Linked DNA regions of Homo sapiens: region 1 is linked to region 2. A link is an interaction called in ENCODE POLR2A ChIA-PET data of the cell type or tissue named here. Cell type or tissue: IMR-90. All regions are shown on one strand. Links, peaks and the distances in the headings refer to the core of each region. The heading gives the core; the rest is flanking DNA. Region 1 has its middle 76 kb from the start of C7orf33. Region 2 holds the start of LOC105375557 (a long non-coding RNA gene).

Region 1 (2,922 bases), core at 239-2,738, 110 kb after region 2:
GGAAAGGAGATTCAGTGTGGGCCATCTTTATATTCTGTATGTGCTGTTTTTAGAAAGCAAAAATAATGTTGGTCCACTAGTGACTCACCACCATAAAACTGTGTCGAATAAATGAATGGATAAGATAAAGAAGAGTGGGCAGTTTCGACAGCCCTTGTGAAAGAGAACTGGTAGAGCCTGGAGCTAAATGCATGTGGAGTGGGCAGGTGAAGCCTGCTGTCTGCTCTGTTGGGTGAAGGGTGACCAGGTGTAGATTTCAGGGAAAGGAGCAGGTTTTAGAAAGAAGGATGATGAGTCCCATTTTGTAGAAAATGTTGAGGTGCTTATGAGATGTCTATTAGAGAATTTGCTGTATGAGTCAGAGGCTCAGGCAAATTGGCTGACTGAAGCCAATTTGATTTTAATATCCCTTTATAACAGTGGTTGACTAAACCTAGCTCACTGCCTGTTTTTATAAAGTTTTATTTATACACAGCCATATGCATTCATTTACAATTAATTTTGGGAACTGCTTTAGCAGAGAAAACAATGGAGTCAGCTTGTGTTGCAGGAAAAGGGAAAGGAAAGCAAGAGAGAATAAGGGCTCCACTCTATGGAAACACCAACATTTATGAGGCTGGACTTGGCTGGAACAAGAATAAGACTCCTGATGCTCGAACGGGAACCAGGAGGAAGAGTGCTATTTAGTGTCCCCAAGGCCAAGGTAGGAGTGAGCACTCAAATGGTACCGTGAACTGAGGCCAGTGTTCCTTCTCTACCCCTTTCTTTGGTTAAAGTCACTTTAGCTTTAACTTTTGCTTTGTAGCTTTCAGGATGTGTATTTGACCTGTTGGGTAGACTAGATCTCCAGTCTAGGCTATGATTCATCACTTTGCGGAATGTGTTTGTGAGCAGAGAAGAAAAGCCTTTGACCACATCTTTAGAGATGATGATAGGAATGTAGTGATTAGCACTTGGGGAGGGTCTCATTGGTGGACATGATGCTGATAAGCAGCCCAGTCTCGCTGTTGAGGGTGTAATACTGGTGAAGGGTGAGTCTGTCCCTAGAAGACCTGAGGAAAACACCCCAAATGAGGCTCTTGGTGAATTTGGAGGTTATCATGGCATAGGCATGATGCTCACCCGCCGGTCTCTTAATCTCTTCCTCTTCCCACTTAGACTCTTCCTTGTTTCATCTGCATACTGCAGGGGCCTCTCTTTACAGCCCACTTTAGGGCTTAATGACAGCTCTTCCACCCTCTTTGAGTGGTCTGGGGGAAAAGGTGAAAAATGAGAATGCTTTATCTCTTTCCAGAGGCCTTCAATGATAACCTCATGGAAGGAGAGAGTGGCAATAATGTCCCATAGCAGCACCACTTTCTTTGTTATACTTGCAGGATTGCTAGACAGAGAAAGTGTTATCTCAGTCTGCGTGTATCTCAGTTACTCAAACAGGCTGGGTAACTTGTAAACAACAGAAATTTACTTCTCACAGTTCTAGAGGCTGGGAAGTCCAAGATCAAGGTGTCTGCGGCATCTGGGAAGGGTCTGCTTCCTTATAGATGGTGCCTTCTTGCTGTGTTCTCTCACATGGCAAAATGGGCCAACAAGCTCTGGGCCTCTTTTATGAGGGCCCTAATCCTACTTATGAGGGTTCTGCACTCATGATCTAATCACCTCCCAAAGTCCCTACCTCTTAATACTATCAGATTGGTTGTTAGGTTTGAACATATGAATTTGGGGGGGACACAAATGTTCAGAACACAGAAAGTATATGCAATTTCTATACTGTGTCTTTCTGGAGAGTAAGATAGAAAATTAAGTTAGGAAGAGTAAGAATTTTTTTTAAAAAGTCAAAAACAAAAGCGAGATAAAGACTTCTAACCCTTTGTCCTAATGGTATATGTCTTAAGGGCACCCGCCAACCTCTGCTGATAAGAATTTCAATTTCAAAGGCCACATAGGGGCATGGGGGATAAGGGACAACGCTTTGGGTTCATACAAGTTGGGAGTCAGTTTAGAAACCTCAGAGTAAGGCTGGATCTCTAATGTCCAAATTCTCTGTGAAAAGGTAAACTAGAAAAAAGAAAAGGCACCCAAAAAAGTAGGCCACGAGGAAACTTGTTTGTTTTAACTTTGGTTCTGGGTTTAGGGGCTAAAACACAAAAGGCTACATTGAGAATTTACCATAAACTGGTTCATGTGTGGGTGTGAGGCTGGAATTCACGCTGCCTGTGTGATGCAAATAAACCCCAATTGAAAATTTAGTTTAAATTAGTTCTGACTTGTAATGTTTCCAGTCATCTAAAAAAGAAAACAAGAATCTATCCTGGCGTAATATCCTCAAGTAGGTCTCAGAGAGGTTCGGCAAAGTTCCAGGGAAAATGGGCTCAAAAAACAAAACACTCCTGGCTAACACGGTGAAGCCCTGTCTCTACTAAAAATACAAAAAATTAGCCAGGCATGGTGGCGGGTGCCTGTAGTCCCAGCTACTCAGGAGGCTGAGGCAGGAGAATGGCATGAAGCCGGGAGGTGGAGCTTGCAGTGAGCCTAGATTGCGCCACTGCACTCCAGCCTGGGTGACAGAGTGAGACTCCATCTCAAAAAAAAAAAAAAAAAGAAAAAAAAAAGAAACAAACAACAACAACAAAAAACACATACATTCCAGCAGAAACAATAAGCAACAGAATCAGACCTGAAGAGCCTTTTAATATTGGAAATGTCTGATATATAATATAAAATAAGTATGTTTAATACGTATGAAGGAATAACACAGAAATTGGAAATATGATTAAGGGGTAATAGGCTCTCAAAGGTGACCAGGGAGATATAAAGAAGAATCGATGATAAAATTTAGGATGATGTCCCTGCCCAAATCTCACTGAAATGTAATCCCTAGTGTCGGAGGTGGAACCTGGTGGGAGGTGATTGGATCATGGGGAC
Region 2 (2,922 bases), core at 325-2,824:
ATGCCCAGCTAATTTTTTGTATTTTTGGTAAAAGACAGGGTTTTGCCATGTTGGTCAGGCTGGTCTCGAACTCCTGACCTCAGGTGATCCACCCGCCTTGGCCTCCCAAAGTGCTGGGATAACAGGCGTGAGCCACCACGCCCAGCCAGAATGTGGGTGGTTCTTATCATCCTTACGCCTTAGAATCAGATAGAAGAAATCTATTTTCCTATAACCTTTAGTCTGTTTGGGGAGATTGAGGAAGATCACAACTCTCCTTGTGGGATGTCTTCATACTAGGTACATTTCAGAGGCTAAACATTCTTGGAGGTTACTAAACAAAATGATCCAACACATAGAAGGTAGCGAGAAAGATGGTGGTGTGAATTTTATTGTTAGGCTAGGGGTTCACTTAACAAGCCTGTGTAAGGATCACCTGACTCTCTTGGAGAATACAATTTAACTTCCTATTGGCTAATGAATAGGGCCCAGGCATTTTTGCAACAAAAGTTAGATGTTAATATGTAGTAAATTGTTACAATAAAAATTATTTTTGTCTAATAATAATGCCAATTATTTCTGTTCATTAGAGAAAAAACCCTAAAGATTATAGTTTATTGCTCTGTAGAACAATGATGAGTTTTAGTATTTAATAATTTTATTCTAGCCTTCTCTTTGATGGGAAATATGTACATTCGTTTCTTGCATCTGCCTTTGAATCATTTTGTCATTCTGTTTGTTCCCTCATTAGCGAGCTGAAAATAACCTTGACATATGCTCTTATGTATATGTGTTGTTTTAACATTTTGAAAATTCTACTTTTAACAGTACTCAAGATCAGACCATGCTACTGCTTTCACTCCCTGCAGATGGTCATATTTTTGAGGCCTTCATTCATTTAATTGTCTTTTTTGTGTTATCTCTAAATTCTCCATGGCTCTGGACAGTAATTAAACATAAAGGAGAGAAGTTCTCCCGCCAGCTGTCCTGCGTCACTCCTTCAGTTCTCAGCTTAGATTTCCTGTCCTTGGGAAGCTGTCATCATCCTTCTATCTTTACACCCCATGATTTACCCCTTGCAGTGTACTTATTACACTGTATTGGAATCGCTTCTTTTCTCTTTCTCTGTGAATTTCTTGAGAGCACAGACTACATTCTGCTTAACTTTTTATCCCCAGCTTTCAGCACAGTGCCTGGCTGTAAGTACTCAATAAATATTTTGAATGAATACTTTATGGGCTAAATGTTACATCAGTCTTATTTTGTGTGTTCAAGGGTGCTAAATAATAGTCACATATAATTTATTGTTCTAACAATAGCAATGGCAATCTTTAGCTTGTGTGCTCCTTGTAGACCTTCCTTTTGGGGATTGTAGTGGTGGTGCATTTTTGCATAACCAAGTCTTCATCTTATATTAGTTGTTTTGGTCCCTTCCATAATATTTTCAGAATACTGCTCCTTTAAGACTGGTGAAAGCCTGCTGGTGGAGGAAGAGGTCCTGCCACTGAACAAAGTGTCTGTGTAGATTTAGCTACACCCATTTGATGTGCTTCTTAGTCTCGTTTAACTTGCCGATTCATATATCCCTGTCTCATTTGTTCTTAGATTTGTCACGAAGCCTCTGGTTTTTGGCTTGTCCTGGTTTGAACTTGGTGTATCTGGCTCTTGACTCATTTTCTGACCTCAGACCATCCTTAAATCTGCTTTTCTACTTTGTACCAGGCTTTGGCGTCTCCAAGTACCTGACCTCAGCTCAACCTGTCTTGGGTTTTCTTCTCCTCCCTGACATTGACAACCCAGCCCTCCTAGGCACAGAGAGATGGAGCTGAGTGTGGTTTTCCTGAAATAAAGCTTGCATTATGAGAGGGAATAAACAGGTACATAGTGTTTTAGACGGCAGCATTTTAACTTCATGTAGGCATTGTTTTCATGACAATTTTCTTTTGTTTCTCCTTTTGTTATGAAATATGCATTTCGCCAATATTAAATGGAATATTCCAGAAGAAAAAAATAGTAAGTAAAATCTTGCTTGCCTCTCAGTAAAATAAAGCTCTATTTTTCGTTTTTTTTTTTTCCAACTTCCTGTACAAAAAAGGGAAAACTTTAGCTTTTGGGGGAAATTTGGAGCTAGCCTGTTGGTACTGTTGAGCTTAGTGTATCTATAACTATATATTATTCCACAATATCTTAAATACTTTATAAAGATATTTTCATAAATTACAGCAATCCTGGCTTTAGATGATTGATGGCCATTTTTAAACAATTAAAGCTAATTTCTAGCTTTTTATGAGTTTGGTATTAAGCACAGTAGTTTCTTAGAAAGTCTCCAGGGAATGCATTTTGCAAAATAAAAATCAGCTAATGACCCAGGAAAGCCTCTTCATGCTTGTTTACAACTTTTTAAAGTGGCTCTTTTCAAACGTCAGGGTTTTTTTTTTCTCAGTCACTAGATGAAAAATTATAGAAACCATCACATCCAGTCAATTGGTTGCTGTAATTCCAAAAGATTTAGACAAAGTGAAGAAAGCTTACCCACTGGAGGGCATGTAATGTCACCGGCATGTGACGAGATGTGCATATTTGTGGTGGACCGGGTGCTTGATGTGAGAAGTGCTGGCAATGAGGAGTCAGCCTGGCCCAAATAACCACAAAAAAGAACAGATTTCAGACAGGCCGTTTTACAGTTTCCCACTTGTTCTTTTGCCAACTTCCAGCCACTTCTTTCTCTAGCACTGATCAAACAAAACAAACGATCATTCTGGAAAAGTTCTGAAAATATAGGTCACTTGTTTCTTTTTGTTATCTTTAATCTGCTGTGTATCGACTTACCTTTCCACACTGATCCACTCAATTTACGTTTAAATAAAGTTTTCAAATTAACTGCATGCTAAAAAAATAAGCTAATTAGGGGGATGAAGGCTGTTAAAACATGTGTTGTCTTTT

The links. Peaks named below come from ENCODE experiments on the same cell type or tissue, not always from the same donor. Only the 100,000 strongest peaks of a DNase experiment are listed, where the experiment ranks them.
Region 1: POLR2A ChIA-PET joins it to region 2 with 14 read pairs; 2 of 35 experiments call an interaction of 5 or more read pairs at or near these places.

What each region holds. Positions count from the first base shown.
Region 1 is chr7:148,513,439-148,516,360 of GRCh38, reverse strand. No RefSeq gene overlaps it. Among named protein-coding and RNA genes, the nearest start is that of C7orf33, 76 kb to the left of the region's middle. In IMR-90, for the core only: no CTCF peak of the experiment used is centred there; no DNase peak of the experiment used is centred there.
Region 2 is chr7:148,623,615-148,626,536 of GRCh38, reverse strand. It overlaps LOC105375557 (a long non-coding RNA gene), which reads left to right and starts at 1,097. Exons shown (of 3, transcript XR_001745397.2): 1 at 1,097-1,178; 2 at 1,702-1,856; 3 at 1,981-2,197. In IMR-90, for the core only: no CTCF peak of the experiment used is centred there; no DNase peak of the experiment used is centred there; H3K27me3 peaks cover 686 bases.